Regions from separate parts of the Homo sapiens genome. Here region 2 is linked to region 1. Evidence: chromatin contacts called from ENCODE Hi-C or POLR2A ChIA-PET data. All regions are on one chromosome and are shown on one strand. Each heading gives the region's core, a stretch centred on a gene start or an enhancer-like site at or near the end of the contact. The rest is flanking DNA. Distances are from core to core; before and after follow the strand shown.

The links. Hi-C counts contacts between places; a loop is a spot of excess contacts on that map. ChIA-PET counts read pairs that join two places held with the same protein, here RNA polymerase II (POLR2A). Pooled maps may share reads with other maps.
Region 2: a map of heart right ventricle shows a loop between it and region 1 (15-fold over the local background). The contact joins the promoter of LUCAT1 here to the enhancer-like site in region 1. A Hi-C loop is called at or near these places in 3 of 168 maps with a recorded cell type or tissue (Right ventricle myocardium inferior, heart left ventricle and heart right ventricle) and 7 of 50 pooled maps. POLR2A ChIA-PET finds 5 or more read pairs at or near these places in 5 of 52 experiments (AG04449, Panc1, T-cell and 2 more).

The regions. Positions count from the first base shown.
Region 1 is chr5:91,244,000-91,250,923 of GRCh38, forward strand. It overlaps LOC107986432 (a long non-coding RNA gene), which reads right to left. Exons shown (of 7, transcript XR_001742795.2): 2 at 821-1,011. Among named protein-coding and RNA genes, the nearest start is that of LUCAT1, 67 kb to the right of the region's middle. Within about 2 kb of position 1,257, at least 2 of the 41 ENCODE cell types and tissues checked have a DNase peak (open chromatin) inside an H3K27ac peak, as active enhancers do.
Region 2 is chr5:91,312,220-91,318,799 of GRCh38, forward strand. It overlaps LUCAT1 (lung cancer associated transcript 1), which reads right to left and starts at 2,183. Exons shown (of 5, transcript NR_103548.1): 1 at 1,861-2,183; 2 at 1,419-1,558; 3 at 859-1,010. RefSeq lists enhancers at 1-256, 1-163, 1,608-2,807, 1,695-2,482.

The DNA.
Region 1 (6,924 bases), core at 7-2,506:
TTTCAGTGATAAAAGTAATTTGGAACTGGGCTACAGTCTTTGAGAGAGCCAGTTGGCTTCTACTTCACCCTTATTCCTGGCTATAGTTCTTTGGAGTTACAACCTTATGTGCAAAGAGTTTGATAAGCTTCCACTTGGGAAGGACTTTTATACCCCAGATACCTTTTCTGGAATTTTCAAATGTCTCTAGGAGAAAAGCAGCCTCAATCATAAGGCACAAGGTCTCTTGATTTTTATTTTTTCCAAATCGTGAACTAATTATGCCCTACTTCTTTAGCTTTCAGATACCTTCAAATGGATTTTCCCCCATCTTTTCTATTAAAACTCAGTAGGAGGTTTGGTCTGAATTACTAGTTTGTCACTACTGGAAATGAACATCTCTATTACTTAGTTTTTGTTGCTGTTGTTGCTGTTGTTGTTTTTAATCTCCAGATACTAAATTCTGATGTATAGTTACTGTTGAAGAACATGGAGTGGAAACAAGCTGTCATGTAACATTCCTTGTCCCCCACCTAAGCCACATACACATACCACCACTATCACCACCACCACTACAACTGTAACAACAGATGTGATTACTCTTCAGGATTCTAGTCAAGGCATTCAGCAGCCGGGCCCATACGTCAGCAGTAAAAGTTGATTGAGACTGACAGGATTGGAATGGGAGGTGAAAAGGGGTGCCAAGGGAAGCAGAATAGACAGGAATTGGGTAATTTTCTGGGGCATGTGTTGGGTAAAGTGGTGGTTCCACACCTACAAACTTGTGCTGCTCTGCTAAGTTGTATCAGGAAAAAGGAAGAGAAACAAAAAACAGATGTACCTTTTCCTCTAGGAAGCTCAACTCCTCTATACGTAAAGTTGTTTCCCTGTAGTAGTTTAACTCCACCACTAGGTCTCCAAAGATGGTGATGTTCCTTGCCACTTGGCGTCATTGATAAAGAGACTAACAATTAGAATTAGAATTTCCTCATTCGGTGGAAAAATCCATGCTTAGCACCGTGTTATTTCAAGCTGCATGATAGAAAAATGATATTAACTAAACAAAAACAAAACAAAAAAAAGGTCAATACACTTTGCTTTTTAAATTCTTTCTGATGAGATATTAAACTCATATATGACCAAATTTCCAGCTTTCCATTTTAGGGACTGTCAATCAGGAGCAGCATTGAGGAGCTAAATGTGGTCATGTCTGCACTCCAAGCCTGCTAAAAATGTTTTAGCTTCCAAACAGACAGAGTGACTGTTTCGTCAGCATGCAGCTGAGGGGTGAATGAGGACAGCCAGGCTGGGTACACTGCCACAGTTGCCTGTGCATGTTCACCTCACATCATAGGTTTTCTTTTCCCCCAGTGCACTCCGTCTTTCCCTCCTTTCTGCTTAACAAGCACTCGTACATTTAAATTTAATTGTAACTTCTTTGTATATCTGTGTGTATACTTGGGTGTGTTTTATATCTCTTTTCTAGAGATAAAGTTTATTAAGGGTAGAGATTGTGTCTTCTTCCCTTATAATTAAAGTGATCTGACCACAATCATGTGGATTATGGAGCGGGGCTACGATGCAGTTAGTTAATCCCCTCAGCTAGACTGAACTGAATAATTTCACCATGTGCATGGAGAACTCTGTTAAGCTAGAGTTATCACTGAGCCGCAGACATTTATTGAGCACCTTCTATGTGTCTAGAACTATCCTAGATTATGGAGAAAAAACACAAAAAGACTCAATCTTTACTTCCAATGTGATCACACCCTAATTATGAGTATAACTGTGTTTTAGGGAATAAGGCGGTGTGATGAAGACCACAACCATATAAATAAGTAAAACCAACAACGATATTTGAAAACACATAGAAAACACAAGCAATTCTTTTTGGGGGACTCCAAAAAGACTTCTGAGAAAAGATTACATATAAACTTTTGGTGATTACAAGCCTAACATGAGGGCAAACAGTAATAAAGAACTCCAAGCACAGAGAACAAGACATGTACAGATTAAAAGGTGAGAGAGAGGACTATATGTTTGGGGGTTAGGCTAATGGGTTTCATGAAAAAAGCATAGAAGAACAGTAGGGGTCAGAGTTTTAATGCTTAACAAAATCTGTGGATATCTCCCAGAAATGTAAGTCCAGAAAATTCATCTTATTTCTGTCCTGATAATTCTCGAAGCATCACCATACTGGTTCCCAAACTAGCTCACAGCATGTCATTAACATAAAACAGCCTTGGAGCAAGGATGCTCAAGGAATCTGGGAATCAATTCTCCTGGTTTGAATCAGATTTGACATATTATAAATTCAACTGCAATAGATGGGTTATAAACTATTTCACTGATTTCTTACTCATTTTTTTCATTTCATTTCGCAAATTTACATTTTCTAAATCCATTAGAGTCCCTAGAGCCCTCCTTGGTGACAGAGATAATGCTATGTATTCACCAATTCCTTTTCCTCAGCACACAAGAAGACTATATTTCTTGACCTCCTATAAATTCATTTTTATTTTATTTTATTTATTTATTTATTTTATTTTTTTGAGACGGAGCCTCGCTCTGTCACCCAGGCTGGAGTGCAGTGGCACAATCTTGGCTCACTCCAACCTCCGCCTCCCAGGTTCAAGCTATTCTCGTGCCTCAGCCTCCTGAGTAGCTGGGACTACAGGTGTGCACCATCACACCCTACTAATTTTTGTAATTTTAGTAGAGACGAGGTTTCACCATGTTGCCCAGGCTGGTCTCGGATTCCTGACCTCAAGTGATCTGCCAGCCTCCATCTCCCAAAGTGCTGAGATTACAGGCATGAACCACCATGAACGGCCTCTTGGCCTCATATAAATTTGACTGGGGCAAAAATCTGGCAATAAAACATAAACAGAAGTGTTGCCTTGAAAACTTCCTTCTTAGTCCTACAATTCTTCCTACAGATACTTCTGTAATGCCTTTGAAAGCCAAATGTTCCAGGTACTGGAGCTCTGCAACGTAAGCACACAAAATACAAGACCACCGCTTGGAAGAGAATCTCTGGGAAGACCTGACTATTCCATAAAGAACTGTGATGTGAACAAGAACTAAACGTTGCTGTGTACGCCATTGAGATAGCTTACCATATCCCCACTGCCTGGAGTGGAGATGGGATGCAGCGGATTGAAATCTACAAATTCTAGGGGGTCTAAAGCTTCAGACTTAATGGTTTAGTACAAATGATAAAAGATAGGCCAGGTGTGGTGGCTCACATCTGTAATCCCAGCATTTTGGGAGGCCGAGGTGGGCAGATCAGGAGTTCAAGACCAGCCTAGCCAACATGGTGAAACCCCGTCTCTACTAAAAATACAAAAAACAGCCAGGGTGTGGTGGTGGGCACCTGTAATCCCAGCTACTTGGGAGGTTGAGGCAGGAGAATTGCTTGAACCTGGGAGACACAGGTTACAGTGAGCTGAGATCACCCCACTACACTCCAGCCTGGGCAACAGAGTGGGACTCTGTCTCAAAAAAAAAAAAAAAAAGATAAACATGAGGGCCTATTAACTATTGCAGTTCTTATTTGAGACCCTCCTCCAACCAGAAACAATTTTGTTCTCTTTAATGAGGCAACTAAGAAAAAGGAAAATAGTAAAGAAACTTGCTTTCCTTGGTCTTAATTATGGATGAGGGTGAGAGGTCTCTCTCGGTAATATGTAACCTCAAGTGGCCCTCAACCTGAACTTAGGGTCAGAATTTACACTCTCTGTATGGCTCAAAGTGCCCAAACTAAAAATTTACATTAAAATGGTTCTAGGTTGGCAGTGTTTCCAAGTGGTACTGATAGAAGAACTTGTAGATGTTTTAAATTTAGGTCGCAAAGAGCTTTCACAGATAAACTTCCAAGGAACAAGAGTACAGATTGGAAAAATCTCAAAACAACAACAAAAGAAGCCACGGAGAGCAAGAGAAACAAAAACAGAAAGAAAGCAGAATGGTAACAGAAGCAAATCTGCAAAGACATAGATTCTGAAATGATAATAAGCATGTCGAATGTGTTTAAAGAGGTTATTTTTGGCCAGGCACGGTGGCTTACGCCTGTAATCCTAGCACTTTGGAAAGCTGAGGCGGGCAGATCACAAGGTCAGGAGTTCGAGACCAGTCCCCGAACATGGTGAAACCCCGTCTCTACTAAAAATACGCAAAATTAGCCAGGCGTGGTGGTGCACACCTCTAGTTCCAGCTACTTAGGAGGCTGAGGCAGAAGAATCGCTTGAACCCAGGAGGCAGAGGTTGCAGTGAGATGAGATTGAGCCACTGCACTCCAGCCTGGGTGACAGAGCTAGACTTCCTCTAAAAAAATAAAAAAATAAAAAGTGGCTGATAATATTCTGGAATTGATAAAAGACACAAATCATCACATTCAGGAACATAAGAAACCCAATGCAAGGTAAACAAAACCTACACTTAAACCCATCCTAGCTAAACTGCAGAACACCAAGACAAACGAAAAGGAAGATTTGTCTACAAGGACAAAAAGGATGAGAAATTTGAATAGGAATCTGAAACCAAATGGGTTCAACATAATTCAGGAAGCTTCATACTCTACAATGACTGTAGAGGAATTAAAAAAGCAATGCAATGTATGCCTCCAAACCCACAAACAGCTCCCAGTAATCGTGTCTGGTAATTTTGGAAGTGGGAATAAAGTTGGGCCTTAAGAAGGAAGATTGAGTCAATGTTTAAGAAGCAGTTATATACCCAGAGTCTGGCAACTCCTTGTAGTCAAGGGATTGCCATTTTCTTACTCCAGCACAACACTGAAGGTTCATCACCTAGAAAGAATAGAACAGTATTTCTTGACCAGAGGGCACAGGGCACTGTGAGAGCAGGCTACCATATTGAAAACAGATTAAATAAAATGGGTACATACTAAAGATTGAGACACTACCATTTCTCCACCAGCCTTCTGACTGAAACATTAGCCACCAGTTTTTACCTGCAAGGCAGGAAAATGGAAGACTCTCTTCCAGGTGTCATAAAAATACTTATGGGCACTATAAGGTATATATACATAGATCTTATATTATATATGTTATATATGTTATATATAACATATATGTTATATATAATATAAGATATACTATAGTCAGGGCTTCCCGAATAAAATGTTGCAGCCAAAACATCTCATAATAAATCTCCTGGTCAGTAAGTCCCATACATGGACATGGAACTCTAAATTATCTTTTTTTTTTTTTTTGAGACAGGGTTTCACTCTGTCACACAGGCTGGAGTGCAGTGGCACAATCACAGTTCACTGCAGTCTCCTCCCTTGGGGGCTAAAGTGATCCTCCCACCTCAGCCTCCCTCGTAGCTGGGACAATAGGCACGAGCCACTACACCTGGCTAATTTTTGTATTTTTGGTAGAGATGGGGTTTTACCATGTTGCCCAGGCTGGTCTTGAACTCCTGGCCTCAAGTGATCCACCCACCTCAGCCTCCCAAAGTGTTGGCATGAGCCACCATGCCCAACCCAAATGATCTCTTTAATGCTCCATTTTTAGTGAGAGCAGGCGGCCAAGGATCACTATGAAATACTGAGGAATATGTGAAAGAGAAACCAAAACAAAGAAACGAGAAAAAAAAATGTTCTCAAGGAAACGGAGACCGTGCAAAGAGAAGAAAAATAATTTTTAAGTTTCTTATATCTTCAGAGAGATAATATAGAACAGCCATAAAAGAATAGGATACTTTGTTAAAAAGACAGGAATAAAGGAGCTATTAGAAATTATAAATATGGGCAGGGCATGATGGCTCACACCTGTAATCGCAGTACTTTGGGAGGTGGAAGTGGGTAGATCACTTGAGGTCAGGAGTTCAAGACCAGCCTGGGCAACATGGTAAAACCTCATCTCTCCCAAAAATACAAAAATTAGCCAGGAGTGGTGGCTCATGCCTGTGGTCCCAGCTACTTGGGAGGCTGAGATGGGAGGATCACTTTTGACCTGGAAGGAGAAGGCTGCAGTGAGCCAAGATCACACTATGGCACTCCAGCCTGGGCAACAGTGCAAGACCCTGTCTCAAAAAACAAAAGAAAGAATAAATATGTAAATATGATAGAAATAAGAAGTTGGAAGGGCATGAAGATAAAGTTGAGAAAATCTCCCAGAAAGTAGAGCAAAAAGGCAAAGAGATAAGAGAGAAAAATGAAAGAAAGTTAGGACATCAACCCATCATGTCTACCCTGAAATAATAGTAGAGAACATAGAAAATGTTCTGGAGAAAAATCATCAAAAAAGTAATCTAATAACATTCGCAGGGCAGAAGCTCATGAATTTCCAGATTGAAAGGACTCATAGAGTGTGCTTGGCACACTGATAAAAATAAATTCATACCAAGGTACATCGTTGTGAAATGTCAGAACCCTGGGGGCAAAAGTTTCCATAGAAGGGAAAAGTAGATTATATACAAAGGAAAAGGAATCAAAATGGCATCAGGTGCCTGAACAGCAAAATGGGAAGCCAGAAGATAATGGAACAATGTCTTCTTCTTCTTCTTTTTTTTTTTTTTTTTTTAATAGAGACAGTCTTGTTGTGTGCCCAGGCCGATTTTTGAGCTCCTGAGCTTAAGCAATCCTCCTGCCTCGGGCTCCCAAAGTGCTGGGATTACAGGTGTGAGCCACCACGCCTGACCGGAACAATGTCTTTAAAACTTCTGAGGTAAAATTATTTCCAACTTAGAATTCTATATTCAGTCAAACTGTCAACCATTAGAGAGGGAAACACAGAAGCCTCCTAAGATAGAAGGAATGTTCTATTTTTTAAAGTTTGCTAAAGAGTACATGCACATTCATCTTATTCCTTAAGCTATTATAGGTATGTTCTATACACTATTAAAACTGTCTATAAGCTGGGCGTGGTGGCTCACGCTTGTAATCCCAGCACTCTGGGAGGCCGAGGCAGGTGGATCACT
Region 2 (6,580 bases), core at 933-3,432, 69 kb after region 1:
GGGGTCATTCAGGCCCCTGGTTCTCTCAACTGGAGTCTGACCCATTTCCAGTGAAAGCAGTTAGATCACACTTACATAAACTGTGTTGCTTCAAATGGGCCTGCCCTCCTCTTCACTCACTGACCCTGGCTTGCTTCTTGGCATGTCTGCTGGAAGGCCATTCTCTGTCTGTCCCAGGCATGGCCCTAGTTCAGCTGCGGGTGAAATTATCCTGTTCTGAATGTACTGAATGCTGCTGGCAATGCTGTAAATTGTTGTGAGGCTTAAGGAAAAACCCTGTAGATATCAACAAGTCATAAAAACAGGCGTATTTTCTCTTCGTCTCTTTCCCACTGTGTGTTTTATTCTTCAATATTAACAGTTCTGGGAATGTAAATGTATTTAACTATATTTTCCTCTGATGAACTAGATTTTAGTATATAATTTGTGGCTTCCTTCCATACCAATTTGTTCATATTGATAGCATGCTTCAGAACAAAGCTTCAGAGCTCAGGCTATACATCCTATAACACTCTTGGAAGACCAGTAACCAGACTGGAACCAGAAATCTTATTGCCATGTTAATATGTCATTTTCCTTCTGTGAAATATTCCAATAATGTAAAGAATGCAAGATTCAAAGTCACATAGACCCATGTACACGTTCAATCTACACCAAAGTTTGTGGAGCTGTGTGACCTTCAATAAGTCTCTTAACCTCTCTGAGCCATAATTTCCTCAGTCTGAAAAATGGGATGCTAACATAAGGCCAACATTACAGTGAGAACTAAATAAAACTTTTACATAGTGTCTAGGACAGCTCCTAGCTCATATTTAGTGTTTAAAATAAGCCTCTGATCTTTCTCTTTATTTACAATACCTTTTCATTGGGAGATGAGGACAGCATTTGGACACAACTGTACAGGCACGCTAAGTCTCATCCTTCCAAAGACGTCAGTCACATTCAGCCCCTTTAGCAGTTTCATCAACAGCATGTATAGCACATGTGATAGCAAACAGCAAGTTGGATTCCTTAATAAAGCAGTAAAGAAGGTCAGCCAGGATGTAGGCTTTAAAGCCAAGGCCAGCTCTTCTGGGCAGGACAGTTGTGGCTGATGTATGACAGCCAAATGTAATGAGAGTCCTCATTTGACATATTGAAGCGAGCACCTCAAGGATGGGCAGGGAAAAGAACCATCAGCAGTACTCACCACCAGAGCAGCAGTGAGTGCCCAGGTCAAACTGGACAAGGGCTGGCAGACAGGTGGAAATGTGAGTACATCGTTAGATTTGAAAAGGCCTTTGGCAGGGCACAGTGGCTCACGCCTGTAATCCCAGCATTTTGGAAGGCCAAGGCGGGTGAATCATGAGGTCAGGAGAACGAGACCATCCTGGCTAACACGGTGAAACCCCGTCTCTACTAAAAATGCAAAAAATTACCTGGGTGTGGTGGCGGGCGCCTGTAGTCCCAGCTACTCAGGAGGCTGAGGCAGGAGAATGGCGTGAACCCGGGAGGTGGAGCTTGCAGTGAACCGAGATCGCGCGCCACTGCACTCCAGCCTGGGCGACAGAGCGAAACTCTGTCTCAAAAAAAAAAAAAGAAAAGAAAAGCCCTTTTAAAATGTCCATCCTCCCATAACCCTTTGAAGCCTCCCACGTCCCCCCAGTTCCTCCCAAATGGCATATAAAAAGGGTGATGGCTTTTAGACAAAGGCAGTAGTACTCCCCAAACAGTTAAGGTCCAGAACATCATCTTGTATATACCTGTCTTAGAGCTATCACGTTGTGTACTGGAGTTTCCTGATTACATGACAGACTCCTCTGCTAGACAAACTCCTGAAGACAAGGAGGGGTTCTTATTCATCCTTTAGCCAAACCTTACCTGTAGCTCAGCATGTAGCCCATGGTAGATGCTGAACCAATTTTGTTAACGTGAGAGAAATACAAGAAAGCCAAGTCAGAAATACCATTGTTGCTGTTAGAAAACTTCAAAGAGGAATTTGTGGTCTCTGGTGCCAAGGTCCCATAAGAGTTCCAGCTGGGTGAGCTTCTTGTGAGGAAAGGAGCCAGAAGTCAGAACACATAGTGTGACAATATGAGAGAAAAGAGGATGAAAGCTGTTCTTAAATTGCACCTGTCTAAGGCAATCCGAGCTTGACACATGGTTTCTGGAGGTCTGGGCATTGTCTGAGTGGAGTGTTGATTGTATGTCTCCTGGAGCCTTCTGTTTAAATAACTGCCAGAGCAGGATGACTCAGCAGCCGGAGGATGAGATGCTCTTGATCTGCCGTCCTCTTTAAGTGACAAATCACATTGCCCTGGGTGTCTGTGGCAATCTCTGATATGACACACTCCTTCCTGCCAGCCCATCAACCAGGGTGGCAAGTCACAGTTACTAATCTGGAGACGGCTGAAAATTGCTGACAGGCAAGATCCCATGCTCCAAGTGTAGAGAATCATCTTTAAAATGAACTCTTGTCAATCTTGTCAATAGATTTTCTTTTTTTTTTTTCTTTTTTGAGATGGAGTCTCACTCTGTAGCCAGGCTGGAGTACAGTGGTGTGATCTTGGCTCACCGCAACCTCCACCTCCCGGGTTCAAGTGATGCTCCTGCCTCAGCCTCCCCTGGTAGCTGGGACTACAGGCGCATGCCACCACACCCAGCTAATTTTTGCATTTTTAGTAGAGACGGGGTTTCACCATGTTGCCCAGGCTGCTCCGGAACTCCTGACCTTAGGTGATCCGCCCACCTCAGCCTCCCAAAGTGCTGGGATTACAGGCGTGAGCTACCACGCCCAGCCTAGATTTTGTTACTGAGACTGAGTCTCACTCTGTTGCCCAGGCTGGAGTGCAATGGTGTGATCTTGGCTCAGTGCAACCTCTGCCTCCTGGGTTCAAGCAATTCTCTTGCTTCAGCTTCCTGAGTACCGGGGATTACAGACGCCTGCCACCACACCTGGCTATTTGTATTTTTAGTAGAAACGAAGTTTCGCCATGTTGGCCAGGCTGATCTCAAACTGCTGACCTCAAGTGATCCGCTCGCCTCGGCCTTCCAAAGTGCTGGGATTCTAGGCATGAGCCACGGCACTCAGCCTTGTTTCTGAAATGTAGAGACTGATTTTACATTTCTAGTCTGTCTCCATATCAAAGACTCCCTATTGTCTTCAGGATAAAGTCGAAATTCAATATCCTGACCATTAGGGTCCTATAGGAACTTATCTATACCTACCTTCCTAGCATAATAGAATCTTAACTTGTTTTGCTTTTTTTTCTACTTGATATCGGCTTACTTCTGTTTGTTTCTTTGTTTTTGTCCCTGGCAGATAAATGGTGACAGGACAAAGCTTTAAGAACGTGGCCTAGAGGCCAGGTGTGGTGGCTCACTCCTATAATCCCGGTACTTTGGGAGGCCGGAGCATGCAGATCACTTGAGATCAGGAGTTGGAGACCAGTCTGACCTAACATGGTGAAACCCTGTCTCTACAAAAAATCCAAAAAATCCAGATGTGTTGGTGCACTCCTATAATCCCAGCTACTCGGAGGCTGAGGCAGTAGAATCGCTTGAACCTGGGAGATGGAGGTTGCAGAGAGCCCAGATCACCCCACTGCACTCTAGCCTGGGTGATGGAGCGAGACTCCTTCTGAAAGGAGAAGAAGGGGAAGGGGAAGAGGAAAAAGGGGAAGGAGAAGAAGGGGAAAGGGAAGGGGGAAAAAAAGAAAAGAGAAAAGTGGCCTAGGAGGAAATCCTACCTAGTAGCTATTTCCTGAAAATTGCAGAAGTTACCATTATTAAAATTTAGTAGGCTGGGTATGGTGGCTCACACCTATAATCCTAGCACTTTGGGAGGCCGAGGTGGGAGGATCTCTTGAGCTCAGGAGTTTAAGACCAGCTCAGGCAAGAGTGACACCCCTGTCCTTACAAAAATATCAAAAAATTAGCTGGATATGGTGGCATGCACCTGTGTTCCCAGCTACATGGGAGGCTGAGGCTGGAAGATGACCTAAGCCCAGGAGATGGAGGCTGTGGTGAGCCATGATCATACCACTGCACTCCAGCCTGGGTGACAGAAAGAGACCCTGTCTCAATATAAGTAAATAAATAAATAAATATAAAATTTAGTAGCACAGTACTTTCATGTTGGTCATTAAAGAGCAGTATTCTCTAGATTTTTTTGTTTGACAAATGTTGGTCAACTTTCAAGTAGGGATTCAAGGATAGCTTAGATACGAGACTCAAAAACTATACCTATAGGAACAGAAAACTTAAATTTGTGATTTGGACTAGCTGCTCTGTGCTATGCCCGAAATAAGCTAAATAGGTTTCTAACTTTTTTGTTTGTTTGAGATGGAGTCTCGCTCTGTCACTCAGGCTGGAGTGCAGTGGCATGGTCTCGGCTCACTGCCTCCCAGGTTGAAGCGATTCTCCTGCCTCAGCCTCCTGAGTGGCTGGGATTACAGGTGCACACTGCCACACCTGGCTAATTTTTTATTCTTTTTGGTAGCGATGGGGTTTTACCATGTTGGCCAGGCTGGTCTCGAACTCCTGACCTCAAGTGATCCACTCGCCCAAAGTGCTGGGATTACAGGTATAAGCCACCACACCCAGCTGGTTTCTAACACACTTTTAAGCATTATAAATGCTTTAACTTGTCTGCAAGGGCTGATTCAAATTTCGGATTATGTTTTTGCAACCCCTGGTTCAGATCAAAGGAATGACAATCCACACTATCCATAACCCCACTATTCACCTCTACACCATCCTTCCTACTCACTGCAAACCGTTTTCTAACAGGAATTTCCTTGGCTACATAAGTATTGTCTCTGGCGAACAAGGACTTTGGGTCACACATTTTGTGTTTCCTCAGAGTTTAGTCCAGTGGGTCCTGTCCACACTGTGGTGCTTAACACTATTGACTTGATTTGACTTTGAAAGAGGAGCTCTCCACTTACCTCCAACCTTTGCAGATTCCACTCAAGGATAATTGTGAATTGTGGTTTTTTATTTACCCCCCAGAGTTTAATTACTATTTGCAATATTAATTTCTTTTGGCAGGCAGTAGTAATTTTACAAATCTCTTTTGGAGCCCAGAGGGAAATATTTCCACTTGAGATAAATGTTTGGGTAACAACAATGAAAACAGAAAATATTCAGACTTTTTGTGATTCTAATTCACTTGCAAGTTTTACTTTTTCTGCTTTGAGATATTCTGTAGCTATGAGTCCTTAGGAAATCCACTTTGGTTTACTTATAATAATTTTAAGCAGTATTTTAAAATGAAACAAAGTAAAACAACATGTTGTTTCATTAGGTTACTGTAAACATTTAAAAATACATATGTAAGGCTGGGCACGGTGGCTCACACCATTGGACTCCAGTCTGGGCAATAGAGTGAGACTCTGTCTCAAAAAAAAAAAAAAAAACAAAAAACACACACACATAGAAGAAACTCTGAAACATATAATCTCACAACCAAGGAATAACAATGGTAGGTATTCTGGAGTACACACTTTACAAAGTTGTTTGTTTGTTTGTTTTTGGAGTTGGAGGTGAGGGTAGGTGGGAAGGTGAAGTTGGGGGCGAGGTCTTTGTTGTTGTTTTGTTGTTGTTGTTTGAAGCAGGGTCTCACTCTGTCACCCAGGCTGGAGTGCAGGCCGCGATCTGGGCTCACTGTGGTCTTGATCTCCCTGTGCTCAAGTGATCCTCCCATTTCAGCCTCCTGAGTAGCTGAGTAGCTGGGACTACAGGTGTGTGCCACCACGCCCAGCTGAATTGTTTTGTTTTGTTTTTATTTTGTAGAGATGGGGTTTCACCATGTTGCCTAGGCTGGTCTCGAATTCCTGAGCTCAAGCGATCTGCCTGCCTCAGCCTCCCAAAGTGCTGGCATTATAGGAGTGTGTCACTGTGCCCGGCCATCAGAATTTTACTTTTATAAGGAATACTGATCATGCTAGTTTGTTAACTACTTTTCAAATTTAATAATAGATGACACACCCTTTTCTATAGCTATTTAATTGTTCTAACAATTTCTTTGGCTATAACAATTTATTCTTTTATGGCTTCATAATATATTTAGCCAAACCTTGTATTTCCCATTACTATATAATGCTACGAAGACAGTTTTGTAAATTAATATTTATTTGAATCTCCTATTCAGCCCTACATGTAGACTTCCTGAATTGAATGTCATGATATTTCTGAAGCTGTTTTTTTTTTTTAATAGATGGCGGTCGGGCACTGTGGTTCCCACATATAATCCCAGCACTTTAGGAGGCCAAGGGGGGCAGATCCCTTGAGGTCAGCAGTTTGAGACCAGCCTGGCCAACATGACAAAACCCCATCTCTACTAACAATATGGAAAAAAGAAAAAGATGGTTAACATTTATCTTTAGAAAATTTGTATCAACCTGGCCAAGCGCAGTGGCCCATTCTTGTAATCCCAGCACTTTGGGAGGCCGAGGCAGGTGGATCACATGAGGTCGGGAATTCAAGACCAGCCTGAACAATATAGAGAAACCCTGTCTCTACTAAAAATACAAAAATTAGCTAGGCATGGTGTCACATGCCTGTAAGCCCAGCTGCTTGGGAAGCTGAGGCAGAAAAA